2 separate regions of the Homo sapiens genome follow, and region 2 is linked to region 1. Evidence: read pairs that join two places in POLR2A ChIA-PET (ENCODE). Cell type or tissue: OCI-LY7. All regions are shown on one strand.

What was found. Peaks named below come from ENCODE experiments on the same cell type or tissue, not always from the same donor. Only the 100,000 strongest peaks of a DNase experiment are listed, where the experiment ranks them.
Region 2: POLR2A ChIA-PET joins it to region 1 with 6 read pairs; 2 of 35 experiments call an interaction of 5 or more read pairs at or near these places.

Annotation. Positions count from the first base shown.
Region 1 is chr20:16,788,032-16,790,531 of GRCh38, forward strand. No RefSeq gene overlaps it. Among named protein-coding and RNA genes, the nearest start is that of OTOR, 41 kb to the left of the region's middle. In OCI-LY7, no CTCF peak of the experiment used is centred here; no DNase peak of the experiment used is centred here.
Region 2 is chr20:16,709,533-16,712,032 of GRCh38, forward strand. No RefSeq gene overlaps it. Among named protein-coding and RNA genes, the nearest start is that of SNRPB2, 19 kb to the right of the region's middle. In OCI-LY7, no CTCF peak of the experiment used is centred here; a DNase peak (open chromatin) is centred at 1,439; H3K4me3 peaks cover 599 bases; H3K27ac peaks cover 1,142 bases.

The DNA of each region.
Region 1 (2,500 bases):
AAGTGTTCTCATTGTTCAATCCCCACCTATGGGTGAGAACAATGAGTTTGGTTTTCTGTCTTTGTGATAGTTTGCTGAGAATGATGGTTTCCAGCTTCATCCATATCCCTGCAAAGGACATGAACTCATCCTTTTTTATGGCTGCATAGTATTCCATGGCGTATATGTGCCACATTTTCTTAATCCAGTCTATCATTGATGGATATTTGGATTGGTTCCAAATCTTTGCTATTGTGAATAGTGCTGCATTAAACATATGTGTGCATGTGTCTTTATAGCAGCATGATTTATAATCCTTTGGGTATATATACTCAGTGATGGGATTGCTGGGTTAAATGGTATTTCTATTTCTAGATCCTTGAGGAATTGCCACACTGTCTTCCACAGTGGTTGAACTAGTTTACACTCCCACCAACAGTGTAAAAGCGTTCCTATTTCTCCACATCCTCTAAAGCATCTGTTGTTTCCTGACTTTTTAATTATCGCCATTCTAATTGGCACGAGAAGGTATCTCATTGTGGTTTCGATTTGCATTTCTCTGATGACCAGTGATGATGAGCATTTTTCACGTGTCTGTTGGCTGCATTTCAAATGTCTTCTTTGAAGAAGTGTCTGTTCATATCCTTTGCCCACTTTTTGATGGGGTTGTTTGTTTTTTTCTTGTAAATTTGTTCGATTTCTTTGTAGATTCTGGATATTAGTCCTTTGTCAGATGGGTAGATTGCAAAAATTTTCTCCCATTCTGTAGGTTGCCTGTTCACTCTGATGGTAGTTTACTTTGCCGTACAGAAGCTCTTTTGTTTAATTAGATCCCATTTGTCTATTTTGGCTTTTGTTGCCATTGCTTTTGGTGTTTTAGTCATGAAGTCCTTGCCCATGCCTATGTTCTGAATGGTATTGACTAGGTTTCCTTCTAGGGTTTTTATGGTTGTAGGTCTAACATCTAAGTATTTAATCTATCTTGAATTAATTTTTGTATAAGGTGTAAGGAAGGGATGTAGTTTCAGTTTTCTACACATGGCTAGCCGGTTTTCCCAGCACCATTTATTAACAGGAGATCTTTCCCCATTTCTTGTTTTCGTCAGGTTTGTCAAAGATCAGATAGTTGTAGATGTGTGAGGTTATCTCTGAGGCCTCTGTTCTATTCCATTGGTCTATATATCTGTTTTGGTACCAGTACTATGCTGTTTTGGTTACTGTAGCCTTGTAGTATAGTTTGAAGTTAGGTAGCATGATGCCTCCAGCCTTGTTCTTTTGGCTCAGGATTGTCTTGGCAATGCGGGCTCTTTTTTAGTTCCATATGAACTTTAAAGTAGTTTTTTTTCCAATTCTGTGAAGAAAGTCATTGGTAGCTTGATGGGGATGGCATTCAATCTATAAATTACCTTGGGCAGTATGGCCATTTTCACAATATTGATTCTTTCTATCCATGGGCATGGAATGTTCTTCCATTTGTTTGTGTCCTCTTTTATTTCGTTGAGCAGTGGTTTGTAGTTCTCCTTGAAGAGATCCTTCACATCCCTTGTAAGTTGGATTCCTAGGTGTTTTATTCTCCTTGTAGCAATTGTGAATGGGAGTTCACTCATGATTTGGCTCTCTGTTTGTCTGTTATTTGTGTATAGGAATGCTTGTGATTTTTGCACATTGATTTTGTATCCTGAGACTTTGCTGAAGTTGCTTATCAGCTTAAGGAGATTTTGGGCTAAGACAATGGGGTTTTCTAAATATACAATCATGTCATCTATGAACAGGGAAATTTGACTTCCTCTTTTCCTAATTGAATGCCCTTTATTTCTTTCTCTTGCCTGACTGCCCTGGCCAGAACTTCCAACACTATGTTGAATAGCAGTGGTTAGAGAGACCATCCTTGTCTCGTGCCAGAAGGGAATGCTTCTAGTTTTTGCGTATTCAGTATGATATTGTCTGTGAGTTTGTCATAAATAGCTCTTATTATTTTGAGATATGTTCCGTCAATACCTAGTTTATTGAGAATTTTTAGCATGAAGTGCTGTTGAATTTTGTCATAGGCCTTTTCTGCATCTATTGAGATAATCATGTGGTTTTTGTCATTGGTTCTGTTTATGTGATGGATTGAGTTTATTGATTTGCATATGTTGAACCAGCCTTGCATCCCAGGGATGAAGCCAACTTGATCATGGTGGGTAAGCTTTTTGATGTGCTGCTGGATTCGCTTTGCCAGTATTTTATTGAGGATTTTCACATTGATGTTCATCAGGGATATTGGTCTAAAATTCTTTTTGTTGTTGTTGTTGTGTCTCTGCCAGGCTTTGGTATTAGGATGATGCTGGCCTCATGAAATGAGTTAGGGAGGATTCCCTCTTTTTCTGTTGATTGGAATAGTTTCAGAAGGAATGGTACCAGCTCCTCTTTGTACCTCTGGTAGAATTTGGCTGTGAATCCGTCTGGTCCTGGACTTTTTTTGGTTGGTAGGCTATTAATCATTGCCTCAATTTCAGATCCTGTTATTGGTCTATTCAGA
Region 2 (2,500 bases), 78 kb before region 1:
TCCAACGGCAGCCAGAAAGTATGCCCCAGATCCTAAGCACACTGAGGCCTCAGCTAGCTTCATCTCATTAATGTCCCCTTGGTCAAAGCAAGTCAGAAGGTGAAGAATATGTTCAAACAGTGAGGGAGGGAAAGAATTTGTGGCCATTTTGCAACTACCAAGCCACATTTTCGTTAATTTTTTTTTTTTAAGATGGAATCTCACTTTGTCTCTCAGGCTGGAATGCAGTGGCACCATCTTGGCCTACTGCAACCTCCGCCTCCTGGATTTAAGTGATCCTCCCACCTCAGGCTCCCAAGTAGCGGGATTACAAGTGTGCACCACCATGCCCAGCTAATTGCTGTATTTTTAGTACAGACGGGGTTTCACCATGTTGGCCAGGCTTGTCTCAAACTCCTGACCTCAAGTGATTTGCCTGCCTCAGCCTCACAAAGTGCTGGGATTATAGATGTGAGCTACCATGCCCTACCTAGTTAATTCTATCAATGTGGTTTATCTATCCACCTGGACAGATTTCTACACAGAGTTGAAAGTATTAAAGAAAATACATAATGGGAAAATAACATAAATTACATAGTAATTTCTTATTATGAAGCAACATGAGATTAGATAAGAAACTGAGTTCTAACCACAGTCCATTTTGTAGCAATGTGACTTTGAGCAAATAATTTAGGTTGGGAGTTAGTGTTTTTTACCTTTAGAGTGAGGAAGTTGGTTTATCTCTGAGGTTTCTCTTGGATTACCAAGATGTTGGATTATCTCTGAGCCTCCTCTTATCACTCCATTATTAGTAGAAAGAAATTTGATATGAGATGGATAAAAGAAAGCAGCTTTATCCTGAAGAATTTACCAACAAAATTTGTTTAAATCCAACAAAAATACAGGAATTTCTAGCCCAAGAATATGAGCTCTAAGTATTCCCAGATTTGGACTTTGAGTATTTAATCTCCAGAGAACTTTTGTCTTCTCCCAAAACTTCTCCTACCTGTCCACTCAGTCTTTGACCAAATGTTCAGGTTTACTATGAAGCGCTGACACAGAGGGATTGGGGCTTCACATCCTTGCCTTGCCATGTTGTTCTCCTGACTTCCCCCCACTAAAAGTTTGACCTCACTGAGGCAGACTGCAGTCTTCTTGTTCCTAGTAGTTAGTAGAGTGTTACATATCAATAATCACTAGACACTAGCTGAATGAATGGACTACAATTGAGCTGATTTTTCATGAATAGCAGAGGACTATGTTTCTTTGAGGACTGTAACAGTATATTTTTGGAACACTGGAAAACAGTGGAGGCTGCACTTAGAGCTAGAGTTAGTGGTTTTCTACTTTAAGCAAAGTGATTTAATTTGCTTTGGCTGTGAAGAGGGGATGCAGGGGCGCTGTAAGGTGGTGGATGCCTCACCTCCTCTAGAAGGCAAATCAGAGATCCTGTGCTGCTTGGAATAGAAGAAGGCAGTGAGGAAGTGAAAGTTCAGCCACCTCTGGGGCAACAGTGATCTAGAGGGCTCAAGGCACTTGAATGGGGGACACTCTAAGGTCAAACTTAGACCTGGTGCCACCTTTCCCAGAAGCGGGGAGGCCAGACCATTAACGCAGCCCTATTGGGCTCCATATCCTGCTCTAGCCCACCTTTCATGAACAGAGTGAGCTCCAGGAGGGAAACAGAGAGGAAAACAGCTCCATCATGAGCACCCTTGAAAACCAGCACTTGGATAATCACATCAGCAGCTGATCGCAGACTGTTTTTAATCATTGACTTTCCATTGAGCGTCTGTCGTTATACGGTCCTGGGTTTTGGCTGAGATTATCTCTGAAGAAAAAAGATGAAAAGAAGCAAATCCATATTGGACTACGGAATTTCTTCCATTTACCATAAATAAGCAATAATAACAACAATGATAAAGAATATTAAATAGCAAAGAAAAAAGTCCTTGTCATTTTATGGATTCACAATAGAACTACTACATTTACTATAAGATATTATATTGATTAACTCAGTGATATGATACTAGAAATCAGTCTTGCAGGGGAAAAAATCTGATTTAGAAAAAATTATATTAGAGATTCATGTTCATTTTAAACCTCAAAGTGTGACTGGTAATGAAAAATTGAGGCCCTATGCTTCTGATTAAAACTGATTTAGAGGTGGCCTTGCCTGAAGCCTAGAAAATTCAGTAGAAAAATCTCTAAGATCTCTCTAATGTGGTTTTTCTCCAATTAATTAATTAACCCTTAATTATTCCACATAATGCTCCTGTGATGGAGGAAACTGGTGAAGTTACTGCCGTCTTAATGAGAAGGAACACGAGGCAATGGGATGTGAAATGATCTCTGGAGTCACAGAGGGAGCCGACACTGAACTCAGGAGAGAATGCAGAAAGCTGGGAATCTTCCTCTTCTGTGCAAAGAGGGGTTTCTCACAAATAAGCAGACTACTGCTTTTCATTCTCCATCAGAGTCAGCCTCCTTAATTTAAAGCAGGAGGAAGTTAAACTCTGCA